Regions from separate parts of the Mus musculus genome. Here region 2 is linked to region 1. A link is a loop called in an ENCODE intact Hi-C map of the cell type or tissue named here. Cell type or tissue: gastrocnemius. All regions are shown on one strand.

Region 1 (2,500 bases):
GGCTTCATTCTCCAGGAGCAGCCCTCATCTTCCCAGTGGGAGGATGTATACGGGCATCCAGAAAGGCTCAGCCACTTGTCTGTGTGGGACACACTGTTGGCCCTGCCCTGCAGCCAGGACTCCAGTGGAGCCAGCAAGGACATGGCGCAGGTGAGGATCAGCTAAATGGAGAGCCAGGGTCTCAGAAGACACAGATGTAAATGCTGTACAGGGATGAGGTGTCCCAAGAACACAGATACCTACAAGAAGCATCTGTCAGTCAAAAGTGGCTGCTCAGGGCCAGACAGGATAGTCTTTAATCCCAGCACTGGAGAGGCAGAGGCAGGTGGATTCTGTGAGTTCAAGGTCAGCCAGGGCTACTGGGTCAATCTCAAGCACGGAAGGACAAAGCAACCCAGTAAGACACACCCTCCCAGGGTTTCTGCCTTGAAAACTCAGGGGATTAAAAACTTAAAGTTTCTCACTGCTTGAGAGGCAGCGGCAGGAGAAACAAGAGTTTAAGGTTGTCCTCAGCTGTGTGATGCCAGTCTGAGCCAGATCAGACTCTGTCTCCGGGCTAAGGGATATAGTACATCTGATGGAGCTCTCACCTAGCGTGCATGAATCCCTGGGTTCCAGCCCCAGCACTGCCGAACTGGTATGCTGGTACGTGCCTGTAATCCTAACAGGAAGGTGGAAGCAGGAGCAGAAATGTAAGGTCATCCTTGACAGGACTATATCATGAGTTCAAGGCCAGCCTGAGCTACATGTTACCCCATCTCAACAAAACAAGGCCCGTCTCAAAAAAAAAAGTACATAAATACACGTTAGGAAATGGGGCTCTCACTGGCTGGAGTCTGAACTCAGTGCACTTCTTTGGAAGCCATCACTGCTTTAGCTACTGATCAGTTTATAGGCTCCCATCCTTCATAGGACAAGCCTCCTTTTCGGGATATCCCCGTGGATTTGTGGTCTCCATAATTCTGATCGCCGAGGGTAACTAGGTGCGTTATCTGTGGCCAACTCTACTTAGTAGCATCCTTGACCTTGATGTTAATTTCTTAATGTAATACCGAATCTTACCACAAGGGGGCAGTGCAGGACCATGTGCAAAATGTAGCTCTGCGGTCCAGCTACCTTTTATCTGTCTGAGCCAGCTCAGCCTGGAAGTCGGCCCAGGTACACAGTCCCTATGGCTTAGCGTTAGTTTGGGTCTTCAGAGATACAGCCTGTCCCCTAAGGGCCAGTGCAGTGGCACCTACCGCCCTGTTGATGTGCTTTCTGACCAAAAGGTACAGCAGAGGTAGCAAGATATAAGCCAGCATCTCCCACAGCTTCCCGGTCAGTAGCATCCACAGGACACGGTCCTCAGCCTCCAGGTTGATCCAGCACCAGCCCACAGACACATCCGAGGCATCATAGCCTATCTTCTTTAGAGAGACGGCTGCCACTGTGATGGCCAACGGGACACCCCAGCTGAAGAAGAATGAGAAGAGAGAGATGCCAAGGTTAGCCCATAACACCCTATAGTGTTAGCATGGGCAAAACTGACTGGGGTTCTCTCAGAAGAGGACAGTGCTCCCCAAACCAGCATCAGTGCTCCTACAAAACAAGGGAGGGCAGGAAGGGCATGGGAAAGCCTGCTCTAATTTAGAATGCCAGGACTTTAGGGCTGGGGATGTGGCTTGGTTAGAAGGGAGACAGATGGCCCTCTCTAGCACCACAGAAACTGAGCATGCTGGTAACTGCCTGTAGCTCAGCGCTTGAGAGGTGGAGACAGATAGACCACTGTGAGATCCAGGTCAACCTGGACTACACAGTGAGATGCTAGCCTGGGCTACAGAGTGAGACTCTCAAAACGCAGCTCAGTGGTCAAGATTACTGTCTGCTCTTCCAGGAGTCTAAGCACCACATGGTAACTCACAACCATCTGGGGCCGAGGGGATTTGCTGCCCACCCGTAGCGTACAATTCCCAATCCAGACCCTGGTTTCTCCCAACCCCAAGCTGCCCCAGGTTGCCAGGGGACTGAAGGAGGGTTGAAACCTCACACAAATGCTGGTATTTGCAGACTGGTACAAATGGGTAACTCCAGTTTCAGGCCATCCCCCTCTTCTGGCACAGGTGAGCAGACAGACACACAGGCAAAACACTCATACTGAAAAAGGAAATAATTTTAAAAGAAGGTGCGGCCAGATGGTTCCCGTTTCTACAAGCCCTGCATTGAGGGGTGTGGGCCCCGGTCTGCAAACATCAGCATGTACGCCAAGGCTTAAACACTCCAGTCAGTCTCAGCAACTAGGGGGAGCTTGGGGCTGAAGGATTTGGGAGAATCCAGGGTCTAGAATCCTAGGCTATGGGTAAATCCCCTTGGCCCTAAGGCCTCTTTTCTTATGTGGTGGAAGTGTAGCATGGTAAGGGTCAAAGAACACCAGGCTGGAGAGATGGCTCAGCGGTTAAGAGCACTAACTGCTCTTCCAGAGGTCCTGAGTTCAATTCCCAGCAACCACATGGTGGCTCAC
Region 2 (2,500 bases), 130 kb after region 1:
AACCACAGCCCTGAACACTGCCGAGCCCAGCCTGTGTGCAGCCAGGTAGAGGGGACTCCTCAGGAGAAACCGACCCTCAGCTGGGGGCCAGTCCCATGGGCCTGGCCTCACCCCCTCTTACCCCGTGCAAGTTGCAAGCTGCAAGCTGCAGCAGCGGAAGCTGCCTTTCAGGCTTTGGCAGTTGCCATGATCTGATTTCCTGACGTTCTCAGATTAATAGGACCTACTCGGAGAGACTGAGCACCCCCACCACTTTCCTTTTAATATTTTATCTATTCCTCCTCCCACCCCCAACCCCCGTTTGTGAACAAGCAGGTTACAACACACAACATGCCTGTTGAGGTCAGAGGACTGGGAGTCGGCTCTGTCCCGACTGCGGTTTCTGGACATTGAACTCAGATCTTCAGGTTTATGGTTTTTATCCATTGAGCCATCTGGCTGGCTCTCTTCTGTCTTTGGCTGTTGAGACAGGGTCTCATATAGTCCAGACTGGCCTCAAACTTGCTGGGAAGCTGGCATTGAACTCCTGGTTCTCCTGTCTCCTCTTTCCAAGTTCTGGGATTAGGGGTGTGTGCCACTATACCTGGCTAGGACTAAAAAACCCTTTGAAAGGCCAGTGCCTTTGTAAGAGGATACTCTTACAGCAGAGCTGGCTTGTGGAAGCAGGTTTACAACCCAGCTTGGCCACAATGGCACAGACCACCTCCTACCCTAGGCCTATTAAGGGAGGTACAGCTTCTCCCTGAGCCTTAAATGAAGCTCCCATAGCCTTGCCTAGCTGCAGAATGGCTGTTTCCCCTTTGTACCATTGGCCCCGCCTGGAACCCTGTGAAACCCAGACCCGGGGAGCATAGGCTAACATCCCAGAGCAGCCCTGGCCCTGGCCCCTGGCAAAGAACAGCTTCCTGAAGCAGCTACCGGAAAAGGTTCATCCCACTCCTGGTATGTTCCAGATCCTGGGTGGTCTAATGTCAGGGACCCAGAGGCCAGAGGATCTGGGTTCAGATTGCCACCAATTTCCTGAGAGTTTTTTTTTACCCCCCTAGGGCTCCAGGCAAACCCACCAGTTGAACAGGAAAAATAACAGACCCCACACTTAAAACCAGATGTCAGAATCTCTCCTGAGCCATTCGGAGAGACAGAAGGCGCCAGCTCATCTCTTCCCCTTCCTCCCCTGACCAGTCCTTGCTGCAGATGGGTCAGCCACCACTAAGCCACACAACACACAACTTACTTGGCACCTAAAAATATTGCCTTGTGTTTTTCCTTTAAATAGAAAGGTCCCTCAGCTCAACCCATGCCAGGCCTCCGCCTTCTGGGTTCTGGGTGGGCGCCTGGGACTTCAGCCAGACTCAGCGGCCCCCGAGTTGAGCTGCCATGGCTCAGAGATGGAGCAGGGTCGGGGGGGGGGGTGAGTTGTCATGGGCACTTGTGCCCTCTCGAGAGCTGGATGGGGTGACACAGGGTAGACTGGTGTTTGATTTGCCCAGGGTCCCAGAGCATTATGTATCCAGATGGGCCCTATTTCAAAGCCCGGGGCACCCCCATGCACAGATGAGAGACTAGCGTTCAGGATTGGGGGACCCTGTGACAATAGAAGGAGGCAAGGCATACCGATGTGCTTATAGGACCCTTGTCCAGGGATATCTGACCTCTTGAGGTGCCAGTGAGAGCCGGGAAGCCATAACTCATGAGTTATTCGCTCTGCCTGGCAGGAGAGATCTTGGGTTCAAGATTCTTAGAGGAAGGACCAATCAGGGGCCCCTGGCAGTTGGGAGCCCTCCTTAATTCTGAGCCTCAACGATGCCTTTATTTCTTTATTGGATCCAACTCCGTGGTCAGTGTTTAGTGGGAAGAACAGAAAGAGGTCCACGCAGGGCTGGTGGCACCTATGGCAGAGCACACAGTGGACCTACTAGTCTCTGAAAGATGCCCAGGTGACCGTGAGAAGGCCACCTCTGGGGACGGGGGTTGCTGATTTGCACTATAATCAGGACAATGCAGGCTGTTGCCAACTGAGTGTTTGTGTCCTTAGAGCTAGGTGATGATCCCTCTAAAAGAGGCCTGAGAGACTTTCTCCACCCTTCCACCGTGTGGGGACACAGTGACGAGAGGTTACATGTAGGAGGTTATAGCAGTCTAACAAACAGTCTATGTTAGCTGTTTTTGTCACCTTGACATAAGCCAAGAAAGTCACCCAGGAAGAGGGAACCCCAACTGAGAAAATGCCTCTGTAAGATTAGCCTATCAGTCAGTCTATAGGGACATTTTGTTGATTAATGATAGATACGGGAAAGCTCAGTCCACCGTGGGCGGTGTCACCCCTAGGCAGGTGGTTCCAGACTGTATAAGAAAGCAAGCTGAGCAAGCCATGGAGAGCAAGCCACGAAGAGACATTCCTTCATGGTATCTGCTTCAGTTCCTGCCTTGAGTTCCTGCTCTGGCTTCCCTCAGTGGTAGAGTTCAAGCCAAATAAACCCTTTCTTTCTACGTTGCTTTT

The links. Peaks named below come from ENCODE experiments on the same cell type or tissue, not always from the same donor. Only the 100,000 strongest peaks of a DNase experiment are listed, where the experiment ranks them.
Region 2: a loop joins it to region 1, with 2.6 times the contacts of the local background. A loop is called at or near these places in 2 of 42 quality-filtered maps.

Annotation. Positions count from the first base shown.
Region 1 is chr4:150,097,713-150,100,212 of GRCm38, reverse strand. Gpr157 (G protein-coupled receptor 157) reads right to left here. Exons shown (of 4, transcript NM_177366.3): 2 at 1,242-1,455. Among named protein-coding and RNA genes, the nearest start is that of Gpr157, 11 kb to the right of the region's middle. In gastrocnemius, a CTCF peak has its summit at 1,068 (motif pointing right); a DNase peak (open chromatin) is centred at 1,137.
Region 2 is chr4:149,963,324-149,965,823 of GRCm38, reverse strand. No RefSeq gene overlaps it. Among named protein-coding and RNA genes, the nearest start is that of Spsb1, 9.6 kb to the right of the region's middle. In gastrocnemius, no CTCF peak of the experiment used is centred here; DNase peaks (open chromatin) are centred at 1 and 1,308; H3K27ac peaks cover 145 bases.